Linked DNA regions of Homo sapiens: all the other regions are linked to region 4. The links are chromatin contacts, found by Hi-C or POLR2A ChIA-PET in ENCODE. All regions are on one chromosome and are shown on one strand. Each heading gives the region's core, a stretch centred on a gene start or an enhancer-like site at or near the end of the contact. The rest is flanking DNA. Distances are from core to core; before and after follow the strand shown. Region 1 holds the start of TH2LCRR (T helper type 2 locus control region associated RNA). Region 2 holds the start of IL4 (interleukin 4). Region 3 holds the start of SEPTIN8 (septin 8). Region 4 holds the start of HSPA4 (heat shock protein family A (Hsp70) member 4).

Region 1 (5,195 bases), core at 1,251-3,750, 400 kb before region 4:
CAGAATCCCAAGAATGCTCAGGAACTGGGAGAAGACCAAGGACATCAGAAGAGAAGGGGGTGAAAATAAGGAAAGTTGTTGAAACTCAGTTTAAGAAACAGTTAGATATCCATTTTTGTTCATCAAAGTCGAGTGACTCTCCTGCAGCAGGGTTTTCTCCGGATAGGATATCTGGACCAAGAAACACTAGACACAGTAGAGGGCGGTCGAAATATGCTGAAATCAGGAACAGTCAACAGATGCTGAGGCCCCCACCCCAGCCCTCTCTCCACCCTTGCTGCTGGAATGCTGGAGACAGGGAGAATCTTTTCTGCGCGAGCTGACCTGCCTGCCAAAAAAACGACAAAGAAACTGCCACAGGAGGTTCCCCAAGTGAAAACAGTCAGCCACCTGCCCTATAGGAAACAGCCCCCTCCCACACAATTACCCTCAGAGATCCCTGTTTTAACATGTGCAGGCAATCCAGGATTACCTAACGTGCAAGGAAAGCCTATAAGATGGAAAAAAAATTTTTTTTGAGGCAGGGTCTGGCTCTGTCACCCAGGCTGGAGTGAAGTGGTGTGATCACAACTCACTGCAGCTTCGACTCCTGAGCTCAAGTGATGCTCCCACACAGCCTCCCAAGTAGCTGGGATCACAGGTATGCACAACCATGCCTGGCTAAGTTTTTTTTATGTTTTGTAGAAGTAAAGTCTCCCTATGTTTCCCAGGCTGGTGTCAAACTCCTGGGCTCAAGCGATCGGCCCCCCAAAGTGCTGGAATTACAGGGGTGAGCCACCGCGCCCAGTTCAAAACAATTTTTTAAAGAAAACTTGCAGAAAATAAAGATTATGTATGAAAAAGGAAACTTAGAAGATATCAATGAAACAAGAACATAGTGCTGTTAGCGTGCATGTGCACATGCGCACACACACACAAAGAATCAAATACCCTCAGGAAGATAAAGCTATGAGAATATCCCAGAGAAGAGAAATTTTTTAAATGGAAAATAGAATAAAAAGAAAATTAAAGGACAAGTCCAAGAGGTATATAGTCAAAAAAAATGGCAGTTCCAATAAGAGAGAACAAAGAAGAAAAGTCATAAAATGTCCCAATCTAAGTGTGAATACAAAAATATATTATTTTTATAGTAAGTGAGAAAAACAGGGTGCAAAAGGTGTATATGATGCCACTTCACATGTAGGGACAAGGGAAAATAAGACCATATATTCACAGTTGCTTGTATTTACATAAACTAATAGGATACCAAAAAAAAAAAAAAACAACACCTAAGAAAAATAGTTACTTGTGAGGGAAGGTGGAGATTCCACTGAATTTTTTACATACACAGTTGACCCTTGAACAGCAGGTTCTGAACTGCACAGATCCACTTATCCACGGATTCTCTCCTGCCTCTGCCACCCCTGAGATGACAAGACCGACCCCTCCTCTTCTTCCTCCTCGGCCTGCTCAACGTGAAGACAGTGACGCTGAAGACCTTTGTGATGTTCCACCTCCACTTAATGAATAGGAAATATATTTTTTCCTCCTTCCTTGTGATTTTCTTAACAACCTTTTTTTTTTTTTTTTTTTTTTTTTAAGACGGAGTCTCACACTGTCGCCCAGGCTTAAGTGCAGTGGCGCGATTTCGGCTCACTGCAAGCTCCGCCTCCCGGGTTCACGCCATTCTCCTGCCTCAGCCTCCTGGGTAGCTGGGACTACAGGCGCCCACCACCACGCCCGGCTAATTTTTTTGTATTTTTAGTAGAGACGGGGTTTCACCGTGTTAGCCAGGATGGTCTCAATCTCCTGACCTCGTGATCCGCCCATCTCGGCCTCCCAAAGTGCTGGGATTACAGGCGTGAGCCACCGCGCCCGGCCTATAAACAACCTTTAAAAGACAGTAAGGGACACAGCAGGGCAGTAAGTGCCTCACTCACAAGAGGAGCAGCAATGCCAGAGGCCCATAGAGCACGGATTCCCAGCGCTGCCGTTTTACATAATCAGCCTTCTTGATTTTTAAAATTATCTGCATTCGTAACTTTCCTAAAAATAAAAATCTAAAAAATTAAATCCTTTCACTTACAAAAACAACTCTCTCAGGCCTTACTCCTCCTGACTGGGCATCATGTCTTTGCCAACGGAGACCCAGAGTCCAGAGAAACCCGAAAAAGCAACCCCAGCTTTCCCAGGATGAGCTGGTCGGGAGGAAGGGAGGTCCCAATCCCAGCGCTTCGGGGCCAGAGCAAAGCGAAGAGGCTCCCCATGGCCATAAGCGGGCGGCCCACGCAGCGCATTGCAGGCAGGTGCGAGCCACATGCGCCAAGTGCCCGGAGCGGCCCTTTGGTAGTTAGTGTTAATTAAAATTACCCGCACGGGAGTGGATCCCCGCTGACAATCTAGAAACAAGCAACAGACCCTCTGATGTAGCCATCTGTGCCGCGCCTCTCCGCACCGCCCGCCACGCCTTGGTCCCTGGAGACCACCCTCCAGGGCAGGGGCTGCCGCTCGGCCGGGCCCGCGGGGTCCCTCGGCCTGACATGGCCGGTGCTGGAGCGGCACGTGCGCGCCTCGGCCCCTCGGCCGCTCCCGCCCCTCGCCGGTGCGCACCGGCGCTCGGGGAGCCGCTGGCCCGGGTGTCCAGCCGGCCCTTGCCCTGCCTGGCGCTCGGACCGCCACCTTTGCCGCCCCCTCGCCAGCCTCCGCAGCTTCCAGACTGGCCGGTCTGCGCGCCCACCCCTGCCTCCCGGACCGGCCACCGCCGGAGGCCGCGGAGGAGGGCCCGGCCGCGCAGATCCCGCTTATCGGGCCCATCTCCCGTTACATAAGGCCACCCCCCTATCTCCGCGGGCCATCGCCGCCGCAACCGCCGCGCCAGCGCCTTCTCCCACGCGCGGGGGCGCCCCTGCCCACCGCTCCCGGCAGGGCTTTTGGTGGCCATGGGGGATAAGGGGCGTTGACTCACCCGGGCGGGGCTCCGGGAGTTGCACAGACCAAGGTAGTTCCCCGCTCCTTCCCCCATCACGGAGACCCTGTGGGAGATGCCGTGGGCCCTCTACTACAGATTAGGAAACAGGCCCGTAGAGGGGTCACACGGCCAAGTAGCGGCACTCCAGGCACTGGGGGCCCTCGAGGGGAAGGGGCAGACTTCTGGGAGTCAGAGCCAGCAGCTGGGCTGGGAAGCTTCGAGTGTGGACAGAGAGGGTGGGAATGACGTTCCCTGTGGGAAGAGAGGGTGGGCAAGCCTGGGATGCCTCTGAGCGGGAATCCAGCATGCCTTGTGAGGAGGGTCACAAGCACACCCTTGTGAGGAGGTTGAGCCCCATCGAGGACAGGACGGAGGGAGCCTGAGCAGGCAGAGAGGGGGCCTGGGGAGGCGCTGGTTCGGGGAGGAAGTGGGTAGGGGAGAAATCTTGACATCAACACCCAACAGGCAAATGCCGTGGCCTCTGCTGTGGGGGTTTCTGGAGGACTTCTAGGAAAACGAGGGAAGAGCAGGAAAAGGCGACATGGCTGCAGGGGCCAAGCCCAGGAGCCGCCCTCCACAGCACTCATTCTGCAGAAGGGAAATTTGAGGCCCCCAGACGGCAGGGGTTGATCCTGCAGAGACTGGTGAGCAAAGGGGATCACCCCAAGCCCCAGTGGCACTAGGAACACTTACAATCTCTGACCTGGACTAAGGCTGCCAGCCTGGCCCAGTTAAGAGTTTCCCAGAAGGATGGCCCATACACTTTAAATTAAAGGGGCCAGACACGTGCACACTACTTCCAGCCACTCTGGAAGCTGAGGTGGGGGGATCGCTTGAGTCTGGGAGTTGGAGGCCAGCCTAGGCAGGCAACATAGTGAGACCCCATCTCCAAAAAAACAAAACAAAACAAAACAAAAAAACACCAAAAAAGCTCCCAGAAAGACCTCTGAATCTTTCTGGATCTCTCAGTGGAGACCTGGAAATCTGAACTTTGACAATCCCTCTCACAGTGGGGCCAAGGAGGAATTAGGCAAGCCAAAAGAAGTGAACTTTACTCTTCTATTGCCTGTTTGAATTTTGTATCCAAGCAAGTGTTACTTAAGTAATTTAAGAGACTGGTTCATCGAAAAAATAAAACTCCCCAAATTCCCATAGCTGGTAGACTGTGGTCACAGCCACAGTGCACTAAGACTATCTGCTCAGCACTTCTGGTGACCCAAAAGGGTCTGAGGACAGGAGCTCAGAGTTGGGTCAGCTGTCCAGGTACTCAGGGTTGTCACAGGCAAAACTGCTGGAACTCAGGGCAGCATTGCAAATGCCACGCCGCTCTCAGGGCCCCTTGCCTGCCGCTGGAATTAAACCCACCCAGATCTTGGAAACTCTGCCCTGGACCCTTCTCAATAAGTCCATGAGAAATCAAACTCTTTCCTTTATGCGACACTGGATTTTCCACAAAGTAAAATCAAGATGAGTAAAGATGTGGTTTCTAGATAGTGCCTGAAAAAGCAGAGACCATGGTGTCAGGCGTCACCACTTGGGCCTATAAAAGCTGCCACAAGACGCCAAGGCCACAAGCCACCCAGCCTATGCATCCGCTCCTCAATCCTCTCCTGTTGGCACTGGGCCTCATGGCGCTTTTGTTGACCACGGTCATTGCTCTCACTTGCCTTGGCGGCTTTGCCTCCCCAGGCCCTGTGCCTCCCTCTACAGCCCTCAGGGAGCTCATTGAGGAGCTGGTCAACATCACCCAGAACCAGAAGGTGAGTGTCGGCTAGCCAGGGTCCTAGCTATGAGGGCTCCAGGGTGGGTGATTCCCAAGATGAGGTCATGAGCAGGCTGGGCCTGGTCCTAAGATGCCTGTAGGTCAGGAAAAATCTCCATGGACCAAGGCCCGGCCCAGCCATGAGGGAGAGAGGAGCTGGGCTGGGGGGCTCAGCACTGTGGATGGACCTATGGAGGTGTCTGGCAGACTCCCCAGGGACTACCTGCTCTCCTGGCCTGGCCTTGTCTGCCACTGCCAGCTCCTACTCAGCCATTCCTGAACAGAGGACAGCAGAGAAGGGCCAGCACCCTCCCAGAACCATGTGGCATTTGCCAACTGGATTTTGACCATAACAATGCAGCCATTCTCCCCAGCACCATCATAGGCCCGCCCTTACAGGAGGATTCCTTAGTAGAGTCCGCTCCTTGCCCCACTAGTAACAGCTCACATGTCTGAGCACTGCTTACACCAGGCCTGGTGCACGTG
Region 2 (5,469 bases), core at 940-3,439, 380 kb before region 4:
TTTTAAATGTTCTTACCAAAAATAAATATGTGAAGTATTGTATAAGTAGCTTGATGTAGCAATTCCATAACATGCACATTTCAAAACATTATATCATACAGCACAAATATGTGCAATACTTATTTGTCAATTTAATAATAATAATAATAAGGGAAGAAAAGATCCAAAACAGAGGCAAAACCTTGGCCGGGCATGGTGGTTCACGCCTATAATCCCAGCACTTTGGGAGGCTGAGGTGGGTGGATCATTTTGAGGCCAGGAGTTCGACACCAGCCTAGCCAACATGGTGAAACCCCATCTCTACTAAAAAAAAAAAAAAAATACAGAAATTAGCCAGGCGTGGTGGCATGTGCCTGTAATCCCAGCTACTCGGGAAGCTGAGGCTGGAGAATGCCTTGAGCCCAGGAGATCAAGGCTACAGTAAGCTATGATCACCACTGCACTCCAGCCTGGGTGACAGAGTATGGGGGCAGGGGGTGGTGAGGGGGGGGCGGGGAAGTGGAACAGAGGCAAAACCTTAGCAACACACATTTTTAGATGATCTTCCAGAATAAATTCATAGGGAGGCCCAGGCACAGTGGCTCACGCCTGTAATCCCAGCACTTTGGGAGGCCGAGGCAGGCGGATCACGAGGTCAGGAGATGGAGACCATCCTGGCTAACACGGTGAAACCCCGTCTCTACTAAAAATACAAAAAATTAGCCGGGCGTGGTGGCAGGTGCCTGTAGTCCCAGCTACTCGGGGAGGCTGAGGCAGGAGAACGGCATGAACCCAGGAGGCGGAGCTTGCAGTGAACTAAGATCACGCCACTGCACTCCAGCCTGGGTGACAGAGCAAGATTCCATCTCAAAAAAAAAAAAAAAAAAAAGAAATTCATAGGGAAAAGAAGGTCAGAGACCAAGGGAAGGGAAGGTTCTGGGAGAAAAGCAGGGGGCAGGCAGGGCCCAAGAATCCTGCTGCCCATGAGCCCTTACTGGGAGGTGGGGTGGCCTTGCACAGGGCCCAGGCACCTGAGTGAGTGGTGGGGTCCTTACGTTCACTGCTGGGGTGAGGCAATGAGCACCTTATTGTGTCCACATGAATTCAATAAAAAACAAGCAGGGCGGGTGGTGGGGCACTGACTAGGAGGGCTGATTTGTAAGTTGGTAAGACTGTAGCTCTTTTTCCTAATTAGCTGAGGATGTGTTTAGGTTCCATTCAAAAAGTGGGCATTCCTGGCCAGGCATGGTGGCTCACACCTGTAATCTCAGAGCTTTGGGAGACTGAGGTAGGAGGATCACTTGAGCCCAGGAATTTGAGATGAGCCTAGGCAACATAGTGAGACTCTTATCTCTATCAAAAAATAAAAATAAAAATGAGCCAGGCATGGTGCGGTGGCACGCACCTACTGCTAGGGGGGCTGAGGTGGGAGGATCACTTGAGCCTGGGAGGTTGAGGCTGCAGTGATCCCTGATCACAACATTGCATTTCAGCCTGGGTGACAGAGTGAGACCCTGTCTCAGAAAAAAAAAAAAAAAAGTCATTCCTGAAACCTCAGAATAGACCTACCTTGCCAAGGGCTTCCTTATGGGTAAGGACCTTATGGACCTGCTGGGACCCAAACTAGGCCTCACCTGATACGACCTGTCCTTCTCAAAACACCTAAACTTGGGAGAACATTGTCCCCCAGTGCTGGGGTAGGAGAGTCTGCCTGTTATTCTGCCTCTATGCAGAGAAGGAGCCCCAGATCAGCTTTTCCATGACAGGACAGTTTCCAAGATGCCACCTGTACTTGGAAGAAGCCAGGTTAAAATACTTTTCAAGTAAAACTTTCTTGATATTACTCTATCTTTCCCCAGGAGGACTGCATTACAACAAATTCGGACACCTGTGGCCTCTCCCTTCTATGCAAAGCAAAAAGCCAGCAGCAGCCCCAAGCTGATAAGATTAATCTAAAGAGCAAATTATGGTGTAATTTCCTATGCTGAAACTTTGTAGTTAATTTTTTAAAAAGGTTTCATTTTCCTATTGGTCTGATTTCACAGGAACATTTTACCTGTTTGTGAGGCATTTTTTCTCCTGGAAGAGAGGTGCTGATTGGCCCCAAGTGACTGACAATCTGGTGTAACGAAAATTTCCAATGTAAACTCATTTTCCCTCGGTTTCAGCAATTTTAAATCTATATATAGAGATATCTTTGTCAGCATTGCATCGTTAGCTTCTCCTGATAAACTAATTGCCTCACATTGTCACTGCAAATCGACACCTATTAATGGGTCTCACCTCCCAACTGCTTCCCCCTCTGTTCTTCCTGCTAGCATGTGCCGGCAACTTTGTCCACGGACACAAGTGCGATATCACCTTACAGGAGATCATCAAAACTTTGAACAGCCTCACAGAGCAGAAGGTGAGTACCTATCTGGCACCATCTCTCCAGATGTTCTGGTGATGCTCTCAGTATTTCTAGGCATGAAAACGTTAACAGCTGCTAGAGAAGTTGGAACTGGTGGTTGGTGGCAGTCCAGGGCACACAGCGAGGCTTCTCCCCTGCCACTCTTTTTTCTGAGGGTTTGTAGGAAGTTTCCTCAGTTGGAGGGAGTGAGAGCTGCTCATCAAGGACTTCTCTGTCCGGTTGGAGGTTAACTCTGTCTCTTGCTCTCTCATTTCTGCCTGGACCAAGACTCTGTGCACCGAGTTGACCGTAACAGACATCTTTGCTGCCTCCAAGGTAAGAAGCCGTCCCACGGTCTGTTTTAGCAAATGGGGAGATCCATCCCCAAATGTCTGAACAAGAAACTTGTCTAATGGAAAACGAGCGGGCCCAAATTAACTCTAAGGTGTTAGATGTTTTCAAAGAACGAGAAGTCTGATCTTTACTCTTAAGCATGTTTTGGTCTTTCTGGTTTCACTTGATTTAGAAGACATGTAATAGAAAGCTTACATGCTGTAGTCCTGACTCAGATCCTGGTCAAAGAAAAGCCCTCTTGGGTTTTACTTAGCTTTGGCATAGTGCCTGGAACGTAGGAGGCACTCAATAAATGCCTGTTGAATGAGAGAATTTTTCTGGCCCATACATTTCTGAAAAACCAAATACTCTCACAGAAACAGATATTGAGATGACAGGTTGAGGGAGCTTTCATTTTGTCTAAGAGACTTCCTATGGCAACAGAAAAGGTATCGCCAGAGCCCCTCCTCTTCCACAGCCTGGCCACCTAACAGCCCTCTGGGTTCCGGGGCTGGCCGTCCAGAGCTCCTCAGCTTGCTCTGGCCGGCCGAACTCCCCTCCAGCTCGGTCTGGAACCATCCTGCTGGGCAGCGTCCAGCACATCCCTGCTTCGGGCTGCCTGGGCACCTCGCCTCTCTGCCTCCTGTGCTGCCTCACCCCCACCCCTCTATCTGTAGTGGGAGGAGATAGATTTGACAGCTGATAGTGCATTTTCTCTGACAAACACATGACTACAGCCGTATCAATAGTTTTGTGCATTTCAGTTCCTGTTTTCATGGAAACACACGGCTGAGAATGAAAGCCCCAAAGCCTCAATTTCACAGTGGTCTCCTAACTACCTGCTTTCCATGCAAACTAGGGAGATGATATGGCCAGGAGTGAAGCCCTGTGTGTTGGGCAGGGTCACACTCCAGCACCCAGACCATAGAACAGGGCCCATCCTGCTTCATGAGGGAAACTGCTCTTCGGGCCTTTAGCTGGACTATCTCATTTCATTAGTTATCCCGGGAGTCCGATACAGGATGAGATTCTGAAGGGCAAATACACACTTTTTTTTTTTTTTGAGATAGGGTCTTGTTCTGTCACCCAGGCTGGAGTGCAGTGGTGCGATTTCAGCTCATAGCAGCCTCCACCTCCCAGGCTCAAGCTATCTTCCTACCTCAGCCTCCCAAGTAGCCGGGACGACAGGTGTGCACCACCACGCCTGGCTAATTTTTGTATTTTTTTGTAGAGATGGAGTCTTGCCATTTTGCCCAGGCTTGTCTCGAACTTCTGGGCTCAAGCAATCCGTCCACCTCGGCCTCTCAAAGTGCTGGGATTAGCCACTGCACCTGGGCAACAGTTTATGTGTGTGTGTGTGTGTGTGTGTGTGTGTATATATGTGTGTGTGTATATATATGTGTGTATGTATATATGTGTATGTATATGTGTGTGTGTGTGTGTGTGTGTGTGTATAAAATCTCCAAGTCCATCCAACCGAGATGGCTCCTACTAGAAGCCAAGAGTCCACCGGGTTGAGCACTGGGTCTCTGGAGGCCTGTGGCACTGCTGAGAAGGCTCTAACAAAGCCAAGGGAAGGGCCACCTCACTAGAAGCCAGGCCTGGAGGAAGGGTGAGGGCTGAGGGCCTGGAGGTAAGACTGCCTGTGGTTTTAGACCCAGCTCTGCCACTGACTAGCTGTGTGGCTGGCCTTCAGCACATCTTCACACCTCTCTGCACCTCAGTTTCCACATGTGAAGATATGAAAGTGATTCTGAAGGTGATTGCAAGGTTGATTGGAATCCAGCTCTTGAGTTAGTGCAAAGTGTTATTGTGAGATGATATAACCACGATTAAAAGCAAGAACAGGTGCAGAGAAGCGATGATTCTAAGAAGGAGGGGACCGGGTTGGAAAGGATCAAACCATCCAGGATGCCGAGTCTGGGGCAATCCATCTGGGCTGTTTCTGGAAGACCCCCGGGTGCAGGCCAGGACACTGCTGCCCTCCCGTCCTTAACTCCCCTCTTCACTCAGTCCTCACTCACCTCCCTCTCACACACACAAACATCTCCTAGAATAATCCCCACTGCCTGCCTTCACTCTTACCCGTCTCATTTGCCTCCCCTGAACTTCATCCTCCTGGAGTTCACGATCTCACTCTTCACTCTTTTCTTCCCCTCGAAGATTCAGCACTGCTTACTTACATGTTAAGATATTTCAGAACAGTGAAATGTTGCTATTTTCAAAAACCTACAAAGGTGGTATGCAGAGGAAAAGGTACTTCTTTGTGTTCCCAAAGAAAACATCTTTCCAAAATCCAGCCTATTGATTTTATTTCTTCGGGGGAACAAGAATTTTAGTATCTCTAAGTTGGGTAGCATTCTACTCTTGGCAGTTGCTGGAAAGAAGGCACTGGTCTAGGTCCTGGGCTTCACAGGTAACACCTGTCAGGGTGTCTATGAAGTCAAGGCTGTCTGAGGAACAGCAAAGTGGGAAGAAGCAAGCTGGCTGGCTGATGAAGGGTTTCTTGGGTGGACAAGTAGTTGGAGCTATTTCCTATTTACCAAAGAGAGCTAAAGTTCATAATTCTACAGAGAGTTCCATAATGAACCTCAAATACCTCTGTTTTTTGAAGGAGTTTCTCATATACAGCACTAGCTGACTATCCTGGGCAGGATGGGAGATAATGAATGCAGTGCCAATCGGGCTGGATTTATATGGTCCTCAGTGAGGCTGGTCAAGAACCGAGTTAGAACTCTCACAGAGTCACTGCCACAGAAGAAATC
Region 3 (5,440 bases), core at 2,820-5,319, 270 kb before region 4:
CATGGAGACCTTGGGAGGGCGTCTCCTCCCCAGGCAGATGTGTCTCCCTCCTGCATGCATAGCTCTGCATCTGGTTATCTGGCAAAGCTTTTGCCTTGGGGGCCATGCCTGGGGATCCTGAAACCCAAGCTGGCAGCACAGAGGCAGGAAGGCTGGGGAGGCTGCAAGGGACACACAGAGGCCAGCTGGCCCTCAGGCCCTTTGCTCTACCATCCTGCAGCTGCTCGCCTCTGGTAGCTGGACTTGAGCCACAGAGACATTCGTGGTAGTTACTGCCCCAAATATAATATATGCTTCCACCTAGCCCATCCGAGGGCTCAAAACGCCAAGGTATCCACCCTCTCTGTCATCTCTGGTATTGGAATTTGGATCTTGTTCCCCCTACCTTTGCTAGCCAATGACCAAAGTCTGCATCCTCACCCAACCTTGGGCTGTTGGCATCAACAAGATAATGCGCTCAAAGCACCCACTGCCCTCCTTGCCATCCAAGGTTTTTGACACAAGTCAGACCCTGGGTTCCCAGGCTCCATCCAGTCTCCCTCCTCCTTGGCCCTGAGCTTGGTCTCCTCCTTGCCATCCTCTCTGTTCCTATCATGGTCAGTCTTTTAGCATGTGCTCCCTGGAATGACCAATGCTTTCCATCAGCCCCGCAGCTCTGACCCACTGCAATCAAGACCCCAAGGAGACCTTCCTAAGGTGGGCACACATAGCATGGTCTGATGCCCAAGAGAGAGGGAGGGCAGGCAGACTCACCTCCTGGGGGAGAGGGCAGAGCTGCAGCTCTGCAGGTGGTGCTCACATGTGCCCTGGGAGCTGCACGGGCATCTCTTGCTCAGCTCCCGTTTTTCTTCGGCATGGCTCAGCAAGGAGGCTACTGGCCGTTTTTACAAGATGGGGAGATATCACTCTGACAGAGACCTTGAGCCTCATTTGGGTGCGGGCTCTCAATTCCTGCTTCAGGAGGGACTAGGTACTCCCTGAAGAGCCCGCTTCTTGGGGAAGTATCAAGATTGCAGGGGTGACAACGGAAGTGACAGATGGTGCTGGGGATAAAGCAGAGATGGGGGTAAGTGACTGGCTGGGAAGAACGCCAGTGTGAGGCTGTGTGCTGCACGTTTCTTCCTCTCCCCCTCAGCTTCACTTTCCCCAAGCCCTAAAGGGTTGCTCACCACGGGGTCTGAACCTGTGAGATTCTGGCAGGAGAAAACACCGGAGCTGGCCCTCGGGGAAGAAAGGGCTGAGCCCCAGAGTCAAGGTTCCAGTTAGGAGGAGGGGCACAGCAAGAGTGGACAGGAATCTGGCTGCCCGAGGAAGGCAAGAGGCAACACACCCTCCTCAGAGGGCTGCTCCACACACCCACACACAGGGGATGCCAACCCTTACCCCAATACTGATCTAGGGTGGAGCAGAGCCCAGTCAGGATGCCAAGGCTGTTGGCCTGTGGTGTGTACACCATGCTATGTGAGGACACAGGAACCCAGCACACATCCATCTCAAAGTACAACTCTGTATGCCGTCTAAGCTCCAGGTCAGGACAATTCTCAGGCCTGCAGGGCTAGACTGACCACTGAGCTGGCCAGAGGGACAGTGTAGACCTGTCATGGCTCCATCACATCCTGGGGCTTGCGAGACACCTCAGCATATTTCCAAACATGCCACGGACTGCAATTAACCCTCCATAAACTCTCTGAGGAACCAGTGTGGCTCTGCCCATTTTACAGCAAGATAAAGGCAGAAATGATTTTCCCAAGATGACAAGCCAGGAAGGGTGAATGGAGTCCAGACTTAAATTCAGGCCAAACTCCACCCAAGGTCTCCACCCAAATCCAACCCTATCCAAGCCCTTCCAGGAGGCTGACAGCCCAAAGTGCAGAGGGTGTGGAAGGTGTCCATCCCTCCAGCTGAAGCTGGCATAGCAACCAAGGCCCTGCGCTCAGGCTCTACGCCCTTGCCTGAGTCAGTCCCCTCTCTGTGCCCTGGCCACCCCGCAGCTAATACCAAAACTCCTCACAGGAATGGTCCGAGAGCAAACACAGGACCCCAGGGGAAGGCTTGACCAGCCCACAGCATGGCCTCTCAGCTAACCCTCTGAGGACCATCTCTGGACGAGCAGGGATGGAAGCTCTACAGAGAGTGCCATGAACAGGGCAAATGCATCCTCTGCTCCCTTCTTACATAGGGGGCCAGTCCTCACATCCACGTGGACAATAGGTAGCATATATTATTTATTGTGTCCTTACCATGTGCCAGACACAGGGCTAAGTACCTCCCCTGGATTCTCTTGTTGAATCCTCACAATACCCCTATGAGGGAAGAAATATTTCTATCCCATTATACGCATGAGAGCACCAAGGGGTTAAATAACCTGCCCAAGGTCACATGGCCAACAAGGAGTGTCTAGGATTCCTATCAGGCTGTCTGATTCTGGTTTCTCTACATACCTCTCCCACCTGCAACATCAACTGTTAAACCTCTGGCCACAGACAAGACCCAGACATAACTTTCTGGTCAGCTGGGCACAGAAAATGCACACAGACACACATGCAGAGACACCCAGGCACTCACGGGTCTCTTGGCCTCCAGCTAATCAGCAGGTCTGTTAGGATTCAGGCACTGCCCTCCTCCGGTACATAAATTCCAATTTATAATACGGGGCGAAGTGAATCTCTGAGTAGCCCAGCCTCTGAATCTGTTCCTCATGTATTTAAACTTACTTAACTGACATACGACCCCCTCTCCAATGGGAATAAAACACCCGAGTCTAGAAATTATGAAACCAAGAGCTCCTGCTTTAGTCATGCACATTTCCAAAGTAGAATAAGAAATGTATTTTCAGATTAAATGGAAAATTTACATATATAAATTGGGATGACGGTATTTATAGCATTAATTACATAAGTCCTGGCTCCCTTATTTAGCCCCAGAACCAATTCGTTATCGTTCACATATTCAGAATTCCCCCTTCCCTCCAACAGCCCTGGGCCTCCCTCCTCCTCCTCCTCCTTCTCCCCCTCCTCCCCCTTCCAGCCGACCAGGGCCTTACATGCTGGCAAGAGGACACAGCTTCCTTCACTGTCACAGCCTAGCCTCCCAGACACACCCAGATCCAGCCTTAGACAGCAGGGGATGTCCAGATACAACCCCCCAAAGGCCTCCCTCCCGCGAGTGAATTATGAAAGCCTTTAGTAAGTTGGCTGTCGGCAGGCTCAGGCCCAGTGAGACCCCTGCAGGGACCACCAGGGACATCAACCTTCTGAGGACCTGGACTGGAGCCCAAATAAACGCCCACTGGGCTGAGTCTGGAATCCCTCCAGCTCCTGGCGAATGGCTGCCGCAGACCCGACCACTGAGGCCTGACCTGCCTGGAGTCGCACCCAGGATTCCGGCGTGGGGAGCGGGGCAGAGGGGAGCGGGGGAGGAAGGAAAAGCAGGCCAAGGGTCTTCAGGACTCAAGTCTGCAACTGTCCTGGGCTCGTGTGGGAGACTCTCTCGGATCCTGGGGCCTCCATCCTCCCCGGCTGTACCTATCCCGCAGCACCTGTGCGGCTAGGACTCTTCCCCAAGTGTGCAGAAAGAAACACCCTGGGCGATAGGGTCCGGAGTGTCCCGGACCCTCACCTGCGGCCCCGCGGGCGCCACTCTATCTTCGCACCTGCCCGGAGCCAGGCGGGTCTTTGCTCCTTCCCGCGAAAGGGGTTAGCCTTGCCTGCGCCCCAGGAAGCGACCCCGACCAGCCGCCCGGCAAGGCAGGCCGCCCGACGCTCCGGGACCCCCCGATAGCGCGGCCGAGAGCCCGCGCCGGGGTCCTCGAGCTGGCCCGGTGTCGAGGCCCGGCCGTGAGGCGCTGACAGCCCGCTTCGCGCCCCCCGCCAGCTGCAGGGCGGCCCCTCCTGCGCCCCGCGCCTCCCGCGCGCGCCGTGGCCCAGCGGGGCCCTCACCGAGAAGCGCTCCAGGTCGGTGGCCGCCATGGCGAGCTCCGCACCGGGCGGGTGGGCTGGGACGAGCGCAGGGGCAGCGACAGGGACCAGCCGGCTGCGGGACGCGCTCCGCCCGGGCGGCTGCGGCTGAATGGATCCAATATGGCCACTTCCTGGAAACTCCCCTTGGCGGCGGCGGCGGGAGAAGCCGCGGAGCCGCCCCTGCCCCCGCCCGCGGGACCGGCCTCCCCGCCCGGCCCGGCCACGAGCGCAGCCGGAGCCCCGCCGCTTGGACGGCCGGGGGTCTCCGCGGCGAGGCGGGAGGTGCCAGCTGCGGGGACTGCTGGGACTTGTAGTCCGCGCGTTGGGGGACCGGGACGGCAGTGTCGGGGGGCTCGGGGCTGGTGCCCGGCGGGCCTCTGCGTGTCCCCTGGAGCCTGGGGCCGAGCCTAGGTGAGAGTCTCCTGGGTCCGCGCGCTGGAAAGCCTTTCCCGTAAGGGGGAAGTGGGGCACGGCGTGCGCCCTAGAGATCTCCCCCACCAAGCCGTCTCCACCCGCTGGAGCCTGCAAATGTGCTGGGACCACCAACCAGAGTGTGGACAAGCTGCGGGAGACCCGTCGGATCCGGGAGAGGCCGCGGCAGCCTAGTCTGCGGGTGTCTTGGGCCCCACCTGATGCTCCGGCCGGAGCTAAGGCGGGAACCCCGGCGGGACCCGCGCGTCCGGCCAGGCGGCCTTCCCGGGCAAGGGACCAGCCTTCGGCTCCTTGTGCAACCAACGAGCAGGATGCGCAGTTTAGGCTGGGATTCCTGCAATAGAAAAGCGGAGCTCGACGGTCAAGGCGTCAGATTGCAAGTGTCCATCACCCTGCCTGTCCCAAGGGCTTGGGACAACGTCTTAATGGTTCCACCATTGTGCAAAGAGGATGACCACTCCCAGTGCGTGCACGTTCTCTCCGCTAATGTCACTGCTCAAAACGTTCAGAAAATTAACACTTACGCCAGGGTCGGAGGCCTCAGGAGGTTCTGTATCCTTCTCACTGACAATCTATACAAAAGCAGCTCCCAAATCCTCTGAAACCCCGTTTCTTTCTCTTCCCTCTGCCTTTCTCTCTGCTCTTTCTGGGAATGTGGCAAGGTTTGCCCCCTACCCCCCACTGGCCTCATCCCAGGTTGGTCCACCCTCCACACACACCCCTCACCCCAGTATGCTGAGAAGCAACCTGACCTGTTTCTCCTACTCAGAAACTTGTGCTGACTGGAGGTGCCTAAAGACCACGTTCGACTTAGCACACCTGGCTTAAGAGGAGCCCCCTCTCTGCTGTTTGACCTTGTCACCCTGATTTGGCTTTCCCCTCCTCACTCTCCCAGGCAAACTGTAGCTTGTCCCCAAGGTGGACTGACTTCCCGCTGGACCTTCCTGACAATGTTTTCACTTTGCTCCTCTCTCTATGTTGCTGTTTCCCATGCTGTATTAAAGTTATCTACAAGAAATAGAGCAGAGCAGTGGTTAGGGTAGCTGGAT
Region 4 (5,420 bases), core at 2,622-5,121:
TAAAGGAATAAAAGCAGGCTGCGTGCCCCCCACCTTCCCCAACAACCAGCAGCGCAACCTGGTCAGGTCCCCTTCCACACTGTGAAAGTTTTGTTCTTTTGCTCTTCACAATAGATCTTGCTGCTGCTCACTCTTTGAGACTGCGCTGCCTTTAAAAGCTATAACACTCACTGCAAAGTTCTACAGCTTCACTCCCGAAGTCAGCGTAGAACACGAACCCACCAGAAGGAAGAAACTTCAGACACGTCCGAACAGCAGAAGGAACAAACTCTGGACACACCATCTTTAAGAAATGTAACACCGCGAGGGTCTGCAGCTTCATTCTTGAAGTTAGGGAGACCAAGAACCTACCAATTCTGGACACACTGGGATTACAGGCATGAGCCACTGTGCCTGGCTAAGAGATCCTCATTTTTACAAAAAAATGAAAAAATGAGTTGTATGTGGCAGCACATGCCTGTAGTCCTAGCTACTCAGGAGGCTGAGGTGGGAGGATTGTTTGAGCCCAGGCTGCAGTGAGCTATGAACGTGACACTGCACTCCAGTCTGGGTGACAGAAAGCGATCATCTAAAAGAAGAAATAGAGAAGCAGTGTAGTTGTGAGAAAATTGTGTGACCTTGAACAAGTACCTTAACCTTATCAGGTCTCTATAAAATAGGAAAAATATCACCTACCTGATGGGCTTGCTATGACGAGTAAAGGAATTATATTGGTATCAATACAGTGTCTGGCGTAATGCTAGCATATGCTGTAGGAATGCCAGAGACATGGTAATTACCATTATTATTGAGTTATTGGAGTTTTGGTGTTTAAGAAAGGGTTGTTGCTTTGACTAAAAGCATTGCTCCACTCACTGTAAGATCAGGGAAGTCAGAAAATCACCATTATCTGAGCAGGTAGTTTCCTTGTGAAGCAAAAAATTGCAGAAGCTGCTCCAGAGCGTAGGGCAGGATTCCACTGGACACTTGTCAGGGAGAAATATGAGTCCCCAGCTGATGGAGAACCTTTTGTCTTTTGTTGGGCAGCCTATGAACACTGTATATTTAAAAACAAACACTTCTGTGATTGCTTAGGACTAAATTTAATCGTTGTATTTGAGAGTGGCATTTAACAACTTCCTGCTTTTAAAATACTTAAATACCTAAGATACTCTGCCAAATGGAAAGAATTTGTTCTCCGAACACAGTGCCTCCAACATTAAATATTCTGGACACTTCGTTGGTTCGCAACTGTGATACTTGGAAACTTGCCACGTTAGATTCTTCAGGATTCTAAAATAACCTTTTCCTGACTTCATTTATTTAAATATCCCAGAATAATCTCTTAAGCTATAAGTTTGATGATCCAGGAAACTATTTATAGGAGGATGAGTACTCTCTGTGACTGATGGTAGTTATGTTTTATTTTGAGAAGGACAAATCATTAAAAAGATTGATAGGGCTGGTGGTATTTTAAACTGAAAGCAGTACCAAGGCAAACAAGGCAGTTGAGGTATGAAGTTGGAACATAATAAGATATGGGTGTAATTTTCATCAACTTAGCTAAGACCTAGGGAGGTCTTCCAATAGAAGGAAGGCAGAAACAGGCAGTAACACAGACAGTGATCTTTTAGGTCCACTGGACACTTTAGCTTAGGCAGCTCGGGTTGTTTGCTCAGTGATTAACAACTGAGATAAACAGATGGAGACAGGACTCTGTCATAATTAAGGTCAACAGTGTGCTTGGTATTATTGATATTGCCCCTAGGTAGGAGAAAAACAGAGGAAGGAAGGTCAAGGTCAACCTAACTTAAAAAAACTTTAAAAAATTGTGGTGAAATATACATAAAATTTACCATTTTCATCATTTTTAAATGTACAAATCTGTCACTGATCATGCACATTGTTATGCAACTACCACCAGCATCTATCTCCAGAACTTTCTCATCTTCCCAAACTGAAACTCTGTATCCCTTAACTCTCCATTTCACTCTACTTGTGAAACCGCTTTTCTGTCTTTATGTAGTTTATTGTAGGTGCCTGATACAAGTGGAATCATATTAAATTTTGAATATAAAATTAAAAATTAAAAAAAATTAATTTTGATTTGTTTGGCTTTCCACTTAGCGTATTTTCAAGGTTCATTCATGCTGTAGCATTTATCAGACTTTCATTCCTTTGTCTTTTCAAAGCTGTATAATGTACTGTTACGCGTATACACTAAATTTAGAAAACTCATTCATCTGTCAATGGACATGTGGATTGTTTCCTCCTTTTAGCTACCGTGAATAAACTACTATGAACATGGGTATACAATGTACAAATATGTCCCTGCTCTCGTTTTTCCAAAGGCTGTTCCTGGCTGCCTCTACTCTTTTTATTCCCAGTACCCTTTTACAGGTAGCACCTGGTACTTGTCTTTGAAGAATTAACAGGTTTTAGTTAGGCAAAATGTGAGAACAGTGTGGCCATTTGCAAGTTTTAATGGTAATCAACCCGGGTTTGGGGTTGCTCCTATAGAGTGAAGTACCTCCGGAGGTGGCAGGAAATGCAGGTATTTAAAGGGAAGGGCATACCAGGGCAATGTAATTTCTTCTTTGCTCATTCACTTTTAAAATGGCTGAAGGGCAGGTACTCTAGCCTTGAGACCTTCAACTCATGATGTACCCTCCAGCAACGGAGAATTTCTTTTTAGTCCTTAAACTATGGTCTCTATTGCTAGTTTTCCAAACTTGAACACAGCCTTTTCCTTTTCTGGGAAGTTGTCCTAGTCTCCACCATTCTGTGCATATAGCACTCGCCATTCTGTACTGGGGTCACCTTTACTTGTTTAGCCACCCTCATGATGGGGATGATCCAGGTTTTGCAGAGGTGAAACTTATATACCATTGGGGGGCCCTACAAATACACAAAACAAATAATTAAAACGACAAATCACAACACATTACTAGAGACTTGGAGATTCAGATTCTCCTTAGATCTCTCTGGGTAATTTATTAGAAATGCTTACATAGATTTGCTTCCTAATCTCAAGCTGGCTTCCCCTCTCCACAACTCAGCAACTATCTATTCTCCCAGGAGGCCATACAAGCGAGGGGCCCTGAAGCTTAACATTTATTAACTTCATGTAAAGGTCTGAGCGGACCTTTCAGGCCAGGCAGCGTGTCACTTGCCTGTGTTCCTTGTTAGGGCCTACCACCGGGTAGGTGCTTGGAATGTGCTGTGGATTAAAGGCTTAAATCCTGCGGGCCCCTCAATCTGATCTAAGGACATGAGTGGCTTAGAGAACGGCGCAACAAGGCTAAGCGAAAGAAAACAAAGCGGTGTGGCTGGGAGTGGGCTCCTTCCCTCCGCTGGTGAGGGTGCGATCTTAGACTCTTGAGAGAACCCGACATAAAGGCCGCGTTCCAATGGCGGCCTTCTCCCCTACCGGCCAACCTGCCCCGAAAAGAGCAGAAGGCACCCTGCGGGATCTGCAGATCAGCTTGCGTCTCATTCTGGGGCACCGACACGGTGGAATGCAAGACACCCCACTACCGGAAGTTTCTTTGATGTTAAGAAAAACGGCGGAAGTAGGCCGCAGCGCTTCCTCAGTATAGTGCCTCGAGCTGGCTCGCCTACTTTCTACGGTAAAGGGAGGTGCTCCACATCTCTATGCAGCTGTGCAGCGCCGCAGGTTCCATGCGCAGGCTCGGTTGGCTAAATGCGCTTTCCAGCCATCTTTCAGCCACCCAGTCCTTTCCCAGGTTCTCGAGCCAGGACGTGACGTATTCAGACGTACTGGGGGCGGGGCCTCAAGGGGAAAAGCGCCTGAGCCGGGATATCGCGAGAACATCCCGTTCTTTCGTAGCTCTGGTGCTGCGGCTCCGCTCTCGTCGCAACGAGATCTTTCGAGATCTTCTCCGCCCCCGCTACCGGCGCCTCCTCTGCGGCCACTGAGCCGGAGCCGGCCTGAGCAGCGCTCTCGGTTGCAGTACCCACTGGAAGGACTTAGGCGCTCGCGTGGACACCGCAAGCCCCTCAGTAGCCTCGGCCCAAGAGGCCTGCTTTCCACTCGCTAGCCCCGCCGGGGGTCCGTGTCCTGTCTCGGTGGCCGGACCCGGGCCCGAGCCCGAGCAGTAGCCGGCGCCATGTCGGTGGTGGGCATAGACCTGGGCTTCCAGAGCTGCTACGTCGCTGTGGCCCGCGCCGGCGGCATCGAGACTATCGCTAATGAGTATAGCGACCGCTGCACGCCGTAAGTGTGGGCCGGGCCTGCCGCGTGCACTGGGGTTAGGAGATAATGCTTGTTCCAGTCTGGGACCCTCGCTGCTTGGGGAACGCGGGCCGAGGAGTCGCCTCCGTTCCGAGCCGAGGTCCCGGTAGGTCAGGGACCCCCAGTAGGTATTAGGACACTAGGGGCCGCGGCCCACTATGAGCGTGGGTGTGTGCTAAGCGCGAGGGCCTTTTCCCCGGTGGCCCGTCGGCCGAAGAAAGGCTTCTGGCCGGTACTCGGACCAGCGGAGGGCACGGGTAGGAACTGGAAGGACTGCAGGCCTAGGATGTAAACGGATCGCGGTCCTTTTCTTGAGGGCAGAGACCAGGCCCAGGTCGTACTGAGTCTTTTGAGTCCAACAGAAAGCTCAGAACTTTGCACACAGCAGGCGCTTAATAATAGTTGAATCGAACGGGTTCTGGGGCTTGCCAGCCGCGAGACCGTGGAGCGGTCAGCGTCCCACGTGAGTGGGGGCGGGGCAGCGCCCGGAAGAGAGCGAGCTGGAGCAGCCTCAGGCACGGGTTCCGGATGGACTCGGGGTCTTGAGATTGGGTTGGCACGGATAGGAATTTAATAAAATCGGTGCTCTTATGATAACTTTGCAATCGCTTTTGTTTTCCACATTATTTCGGGATATTGTGCTATATTGGGTCACTCTCTGTTTTGTGCGCGTTAACCCCTCAATAGGGTTGCACTTTAACGATAATGCATTCTAACCAGTGTGTTGGCCACAATTGTTAGTGGCTCAAGGGCCCGCCTTGACTTCTAGAACCCATAGTAAGTTTTGGGACCAGCATAGACACAGTTCTAAAAAATGGTGGGTCACTCAGGTCTTTCACTGGTTACAGTGTCTGCCTTTTGAATACTTGTAGATACATTTTAATCCGTTGTCGTGTTCTTAGACAAAATCTTGTAAGAAGTTCTGTATTATTTGCCATTCAGGGTCTCTCTTCTTTTTTTTTTTTTTTTTTTCTTTTTTGAGACAGACAGGGTCTCACTCTGGCTGCCCAGGCTGGAGTGCAGTGGTGCGATCTTGGTTCACTGCAGCCTCGACCTCCCTGGCTCCTGGCTCAGGTGATTCTCCCACCTCAGCCTCCTGAGTAGCTGGCGTTGCAGGCGTGCGCCACCATGCTTGGCTAATTTTATTTATTTTTAGTAGAAATCGGGTTTCACTATGTCACTCAGG

The links. A loop is a pair of places that touch in the nucleus more often than their neighbours do. ChIA-PET counts read pairs that join two places held with the same protein, here RNA polymerase II (POLR2A). Pooled maps may share reads with other maps.
Region 1: a loop to region 4 is called in a map with no recorded cell type, with 2.4 times the contacts of the local background. The contact joins the promoter of TH2LCRR here to the promoter of HSPA4 in region 4. A Hi-C loop is called at or near these places in 3 of 37 single-sample maps with no recorded cell type and 6 of 50 pooled maps. POLR2A ChIA-PET finds 5 or more read pairs at or near these places in 1 of 52 experiments (activated T-cell).
Region 2: a pooled map shows a loop between it and region 4 (4-fold over the local background). The contact joins the promoter of IL4 here to the promoter of HSPA4 in region 4. A Hi-C loop is called at or near these places in 2 of 37 single-sample maps with no recorded cell type and 4 of 50 pooled maps. POLR2A ChIA-PET finds 5 or more read pairs at or near these places in 1 of 52 experiments (activated T-cell).
Region 3: a loop to region 4 is called in a pooled map, with 15 times the contacts of the local background. The contact joins the promoter of SEPTIN8 here to the promoter of HSPA4 in region 4. A Hi-C loop is called at or near these places in 1 of 168 maps with a recorded cell type or tissue (ascending aorta) and 12 of 50 pooled maps. POLR2A ChIA-PET finds 5 or more read pairs at or near these places in 3 of 52 experiments (CD4-positive, alpha-beta memory T cell, GM12878 and WTC11).

The regions. Positions count from the first base shown.
Region 1 is chr5:132,653,654-132,658,848 of GRCh38, forward strand. It overlaps TH2LCRR (T helper type 2 locus control region associated RNA), which reads right to left and starts at 2,501. Exons shown (of 3, transcript NR_132125.1): 1 at 2,398-2,501. It overlaps IL13 (interleukin 13), which reads left to right and starts at 4,520. Exons shown (of 4, transcript NM_002188.3): 1 at 4,520-4,707. The coding sequence starts at 4,534. RefSeq lists silencers at 2,725-3,014, 3,075-3,164, 3,245-3,304.
Region 2 is chr5:132,671,800-132,677,268 of GRCh38, forward strand. It overlaps IL4 (interleukin 4), which reads left to right and starts at 2,190. Exons shown (of 4, transcript NM_000589.4): 1 at 2,190-2,386; 2 at 2,660-2,707. The coding sequence starts at 2,252.
Region 3 is chr5:132,773,170-132,778,609 of GRCh38, forward strand. SEPTIN8 (septin 8) reads right to left here and starts at 4,070. Exons shown (of 10, transcript NM_001098811.2): 1 at 3,939-4,070. The coding sequence starts at 3,968. RefSeq lists silencers at 3,841-4,250, 4,341-4,390.
Region 4 is chr5:133,048,142-133,053,561 of GRCh38, forward strand. It overlaps HSPA4 (heat shock protein family A (Hsp70) member 4), which reads left to right and starts at 3,872. Exons shown (of 19, transcript NM_002154.4): 1 at 3,872-4,216. The coding sequence starts at 4,110. RefSeq lists enhancers at 3,159-4,121, 3,308-3,357, 3,428-3,477, 3,668-3,847, 5,086-5,420.